Linked DNA regions of Homo sapiens: region 1 is linked to region 2. Evidence: chromatin loops called from intact Hi-C (ENCODE). Cell type or tissue: HepG2. All regions are shown on one strand. Links, peaks and the distances in the headings refer to the core of each region. The heading gives the core; the rest is flanking DNA.

Region 1 (2,907 bases), core at 95-2,594, 69 kb after region 2:
ACCTGAAGTCCCCACCTCCTGGAGTTCACATCCTCATGTGAAGAGATAGATGGATAGTAAGCAAATAAGTAAAATAGGCAAGTTAAGGTGGCTCATGCTTGTAATCCTAGCACTTTGGGAAACCAAGGCGAGGGGATTATTTGAGGCCGGGAGTTCAAGATCAGCCTGGGCAACATACAGAGACCCATCTCTTAAATTTTTTGACATGGATCCTCACTCTGTCGCCCAGGCTGGAGTGCAGTGGCGCAATCTCAGCTCACTGCAACCTCCACCTCCTGGGTTCAAGCAGTTCTCCTGCCTCAACCTCCTGAGTAGCTGGGATTACAGGTGCCCACCACCATGCCTGGCTAATTTTTTTGTATTTTTAGTAGACATGTGGTTTCACCATGATGACCAGGCAGGTCTCGAACTCCTGACCTCTAATGATCCTCCTGCCTCAGCCTCCCAAAGTGCTGGGATGACAAGTATGAGCCACCGTGCCTGGCCGAGGACTTTGTCTTGTTCCCATGTGTCCTCGGTGTCTACAACAGACTAGCTTGGGAGGTACATGCAAAATGATCTCAGCCTGCTTCTGTGTGAAGGCCAGGGTGGGCACCTGTATGGAATCTGGATCCCTGATCCCATTGGAGTGGGTGCCGTGCTTCAGAGTTGGGGTCCCCTGGCCCTCCATTCCCCAGCTATCTGGTCTGACGTCAGCAGTGCAAGGCTTAGGAGATGATGAACATGGCTTCCCGGCATCCTCTGTTCTCTTTTAGACAAAGGCCTGAGTGAGGACCCACGGCCTGAGGAGAGGCCCGTGGAGGGTGAGGCACTGTCTATCCCCCACGTTTTACGCCCACCGCCACCCCATGTCTCCTCCCCTGCCCTCCACCTACCCTTGGCCTCTGGGTCTCTTCCTTCTCTCCATCCCATCTCTCTCCAGCACCCTGGTTTGGGGGTGGGAGTCCTGTGGGCTGCCTGAGGTGGGAGGAGATTTAAGGACATGTCTTCTAGAACCAGGAGGTACCTGGTCAGAGCTGCAAGCGGTTCCCACTGCTAAGGGAAATTACAAGACTTTGTTTGCTGCTTTCCACAAAGGTTTTAAGACTGGGAACTGAGCCTCCTCTATCTGAACAAGTAGAATAGAGGCCTGAAAGCACAAAATTGGCTTTGTGTCCAGCAGACACACCCATTCTCAGGAACGTGAGAATTCCCTCCCTGCTGAGAGTGGAAGTAGGACAGAGAGAGAGGGAGGCCAGCGTGAGGGTGGGTCTGTTTCACCTCTGGAGTATCCTGGAATAGAATGAGTGAGTGTCAGAGGACAGAATTGTCACTTCCCAAACCCAGCCCGGCAGGAGGAACCATGAAGTCTTAACACAGTTCCACTGCCACCTGGTGGCGGTGTGCTCAATTTGCAGGCTTAGTGTGTACCCAGTAGTTCTCAGTCACATACTATACTCAGTCACATACCTAGAAAGATGCATGGTCACTCGTAGTCCACAGAACCTTCCAAATCTTCATTCAGGCTGGTGATGCCCTAGATTTGATTTCACTAACAGGAATGTGAGCACTGTCTGGCTCACAGGAATTGTGGACCTGTCTGCGTGTGCCATTTCTGAGGAAATAAGTTGCCCACTGCCACCACCCCAGCCCCAGCCTTCCCCCATTCCAAGATCCCACCACAAGGCCAATCTTGGTACCAGCAGAGCAGGAACATCAGCCGAGAAGCTGCCACCAAAGAGCCTCAACAGACTGCCTTTTGCCTTCCAGACAGTCAAGGTGACGTGATCCGGCCCCTGTGGAAGCAGGTGGAGCTGCTCTTCAACACAAGATACGGTGAGCAAGAAGTGGGACAGGGTTGGGGGCATCCCAGCCCCCTCCAGTGGCCCTGTTTGCAGAAGGGCTTTGGACCCATCCCCTTGCCAGCTCCCATCCCAGCTGCTCTCTGGGCAGGGACAAGGGAGGGAGGGAAGGGAGGAGCTGGGACCCTCCTTTAAAAAAAGAGAATAAGATAAGATAACCTTAGTGGTGTGCCAGGCATGAGGCTAGGTGCTTCCCCGTGTTTTTTTGTTTTGTTTTGTTTTGTTTTTTTTAGACAGAGTCTGACTCTGTGGCCCAGACTGGAGTGCAGTAGCACAATGTCGGCTCACTGCAACCTCCGCCTCCCAGGTTCCAGTGATTCTCCTGCCTCACCCTCCCGAGTAGCTGGGATTGCAGGCGCTTGCCACCACACCCGGCTAATTTTTGTATGTTTAATAGAGACAGGGCTTCACCATGTCGGCCAGGCTGGTCTTGAACTCCTGACCTTAAGCGATCCTCCCACCTCTGCCTCCCAAAGTGCAGGGATGACAGGCATGAGCCACCGTGCCCAGCCCCCTGTATTCTTCTATCCCACCTCACAAAATCCCCATGTCCTAAGACCCACTTTACAGGTGAGGAGCACTGAGGCCTCGTAAAGGAGTGTGACTCATCCAAGGCCCCACCCCACTCAGTGGCAGAGATCAGGCTCATTCCAAGGTGTGGGTGTTGGTGTTGTAGAGATGAGGTCTTGCTATATTGCCCAGGCTGGTCTTGAACTCCTGAGCTCAAGTGGTCCTCCTGCCTCAGCCTCCCAAAGTGCTGGGATTACAGGCATGAGCCACCACTGCTCCCAGCCTAAAAAGGTTTTTAAGGCTCATGACACACTGTACTGAGTTGCTCTCTGGAAATGTTACAATTTTTGCTTCTCAGGGAGGTACATCTTTCTGTACGCTCATAGGCATAAAATGCAAAAATGCAATCCTAAATTTTTATCTTGGCCATGTGTGGTGGCTCACATCTATAATCCCAGCACTTTGGGAGGCCAAGGTGGGAGTATTGTTTGAGCTCAGGAGTTTGAGACCAGCCTGGGCAACATAGTGAGACCTGATTTCCAAAAATAACCCCAAA
Region 2 (2,907 bases), core at 275-2,774:
TAAATCAACAGGCTAAGAAGGGAGTTACAACCTTCTGGGATGATTGACCCAGACTATCAAGATGAAATCAGTCTACTACTCCACAATGGAGGTAAGGAAGAATATGCATGGAATACAGGAGATGCCCTGTGATTAAGGTCAATGGGAAACTATAACAGCCCAACCCAGGCAGGACTACAAATGGCCCAGACCCTTCAGGAATGAAGGCTTGGGTCACTCCAGGAAAAAACCTGCTGAGATGCTTTCTGAAGGCAAAAAGAATACAGAATGGGTAATAGAAAAAGGCAGTCATCAATACCAGCTATGACCATGTGACCAGCTACAGAAACGAGGACTGTAATTGTCATGAGTATTTCCTCCTTTTGTTAAAAACATGTTTGTGCATATATAAGCTTGTACTAAGAATATTTCATTTCCTTTTTCCTTTATTGTGTGAATAACTTATATTGACTTCATATAAGCATCTAAGTGTTAGTTTTATATAAGGGCATTTGGGTTCAGGATTGGTGCATTTCCAGTTGTATGAAGAATACTTTTATTATTATCTTAGGCACAATTATGACCTTATTATTATCTTTATTTGAAGATTATGTATAATTTCAGAAGATGTGTATGGGTTAAAGTTGACAAGGGGTGAACTTGTGATGGTTAATATTGACTGTCAACTCTATTGGACTGAAGGATGCAAAGTATTGTTCCTGGGTGTGTATGTGAGGGTGTTGCCAAAGGAGATTAACATTTGAGTCAGGGGGCTGGGAAAGGCAGACCCGCCCTTAAACTAGGTGGGCACAATCTAATCAGCTGCCAGTGTGGCAAAAATAAAAATGAGGCAGAGGAACATAAAGAGGTGAGACTGGCTTAGCCTCCGAGCCTACATCTTTCTCCCATGCTGGATGGTTCCTGCCCTAGAACATCGGACTCCAAGTTCTTCAGGTTTGGGACTCAGAATGGCTTCCTTGCTCCTCAGCTTGCAGACAGCCTATTGTGGAACCTTGTGATCCTGTGAGTTAATACCCCTTAAGAAACTCCCTTATATATATACATCTATCCTAACAGTTCTGCTCCTTTAGAGAACTGTGACTAATACGAAGGGTGACAATAGAGGAATTTATATGCTAGACTTTTATACTTTACCTCAATTTTCATTACCTTTTGAAGAAAAAATGTTTCACATAATAATCACATAACAATAATTTATTCAAATTTATTAAGGCAGGAGCTGGGCCTAAAGAGGGTGCTGAGAGGCAGGAGCTGGGCCTGGAGAGGTCAACTGAAGGAAATTTTTGGCCTAAGGAGGCTGCCAGGAAGCAGGAGCTGGGCAAAAACAGGTTGTTGTTAGGCAGGATTTGGGCTCATAGAGGCAGCCAGGAGGCAGGAACTGGATCTTTATAAAAGGGGCAACGTAAGGCAGGAGCAGGGCCTGCAGAGTCTACCAGGAAGCAGGACCAGGGCACAAGAGGCTGACATGAGGCAGAAAGTTGCCCTTGGGAGGCCACTGTGAGGCAGGACTCTTGAAAGGACGCAAAGCTGGGCCTGTAGTGGCTGCTAAAAGGCAGGAACGTGGTCTGGAAGGCCCTGGTGAGGAAAGAGTTGGGCCAAAAGAGGCCACTAGGAGGCAGGAGCTGGGCCTCAGGAGGCTGCCATAAAACAGGAGCTGGGACTCGGAAGGCAGACATGAAGCAAAAGCTGGCCTTTGGAAGGCTGATGAAAGGGAGAAGCCGGGCCTGGTGAGGTTGACTTGAGAAAGTTTGGGGCCTGGAGAGATCCATGGGAGGCAGGAGCCAAACTTGTAGACGCTACTGGAAGGCAGGAGGTGGGCCTGGTGAGGTAAACATGAGGAAGTTCTAGGCCTGGAGAGACAAGTCGGAGAAAGGAGCTGGGGGTAAAGAGGCTGTTGTAAGGCTTGAGATAGGCCTGCAGAGGCGGCCTGGAGGCAGGAGCTGGGCCTGGAGATGCCAAATTGAGGAAGTTTTAGGCCTGCAGAGGCCGTGAAGAGAAAGGAGCTAAGCCTGGAGAGACCGATGAAAGGCAGAAGCTGGGGCTAGAGAGGCCATTGGCAGGCAAAAGCTGGGGCTAGAGAGGCCATTGGCAGGCAAAAGCTCGGCCTCTGGAGGCCGCAAGGAGACAGGAGCCGGGCCTGGTGAGGTTGACTTAAGGATGTTTTGGTCCTGGAGAGGCCGGGCCTAAAGAGGCTGTTGAAAGGATGATGCCAGGCCTGTAGAGGCCAACAGAAGGCAGGAGCTGGGCCTGAGAAGCCCAAATTAAGAAAGTTTTAGGCCTGTAAGTTCCCTAAAGAGGCAGGAGCTAGGCATGCATGGAGAGGCTGCTGTGAGGCAGAAGCTGGGCCACTAGAGGTTGCCAAGAGGCAGGAGAATGGCTTGAAGATGTAGCAGTGAAAATGAGCTGAGTCTAAAGAGGTCATTGTTAGGCAGAAGCTGAGATCCTAGAGGACACTCAGAGGTACAAGTTGGGCCTGGAGAGGTCGACTGGAAAAAATTATTGACTTAAAAAGAGCACCAAGGCAGTAGCTGGGCCTGGAGTGGACACAGGAAGGCAGAAGGTGGGACCTGGGAGGCCGCCATTAAACAGGAGCTGAGTTTATGAGGCAAAAGCTGGGCCTTAAAAGGCTGACCAGATGCAGAAGCTAGGCCTGGTGACGATGACGTGAGAAAGTTCTGGGCCTGAAGGGACAATGCAAACGCAAGAGCTGGGCCTAAATAAGCCATTCGAAAAATGGAGTTCGGCCTCAAGAAACTGCAGAAAAGCAAAAGCTGGGCTTGGAGATGCTGCAACGAGGCAGGCACAAAAATGGTCTAGCAACTGGAAACAGCTCTGGGCCTGGAGAGGATGCCGGGAGGCGAGAGCCGGGTCTGGAGAGAGGCCGCCCACAGGCAGGAGCTGGGCCTG

Evidence for each region. Peaks named below come from ENCODE experiments on the same cell type or tissue, not always from the same donor. Only the 100,000 strongest peaks of a DNase experiment are listed, where the experiment ranks them.
Region 1: a loop joins it to region 2, with 15 times the contacts of the local background. A loop is called at or near these places in 7 of 110 quality-filtered maps.

The regions. Positions count from the first base shown.
Region 1 is chr7:66,835,643-66,838,549 of GRCh38, reverse strand. It overlaps the pseudogene GTF2IRD1P1. Among named protein-coding and RNA genes, the nearest start is that of LINC02604, 67 kb to the left of the region's middle. In HepG2, for the core only: a CTCF peak has its summit at 1,363 (motif pointing left); a DNase peak (open chromatin) is centred at 1,359.
Region 2 is chr7:66,904,570-66,907,476 of GRCh38, reverse strand. LINC02604 (long intergenic non-protein coding RNA 2604) reads right to left here. Exons shown (of 1, transcript NR_136637.1): 1 at 1,180-2,907. Among named protein-coding and RNA genes, the nearest start is that of LINC02604, 1.9 kb to the right of the region's middle. In HepG2, for the core only: a CTCF peak has its summit at 1,609 (motif pointing right); no DNase peak of the experiment used is centred there.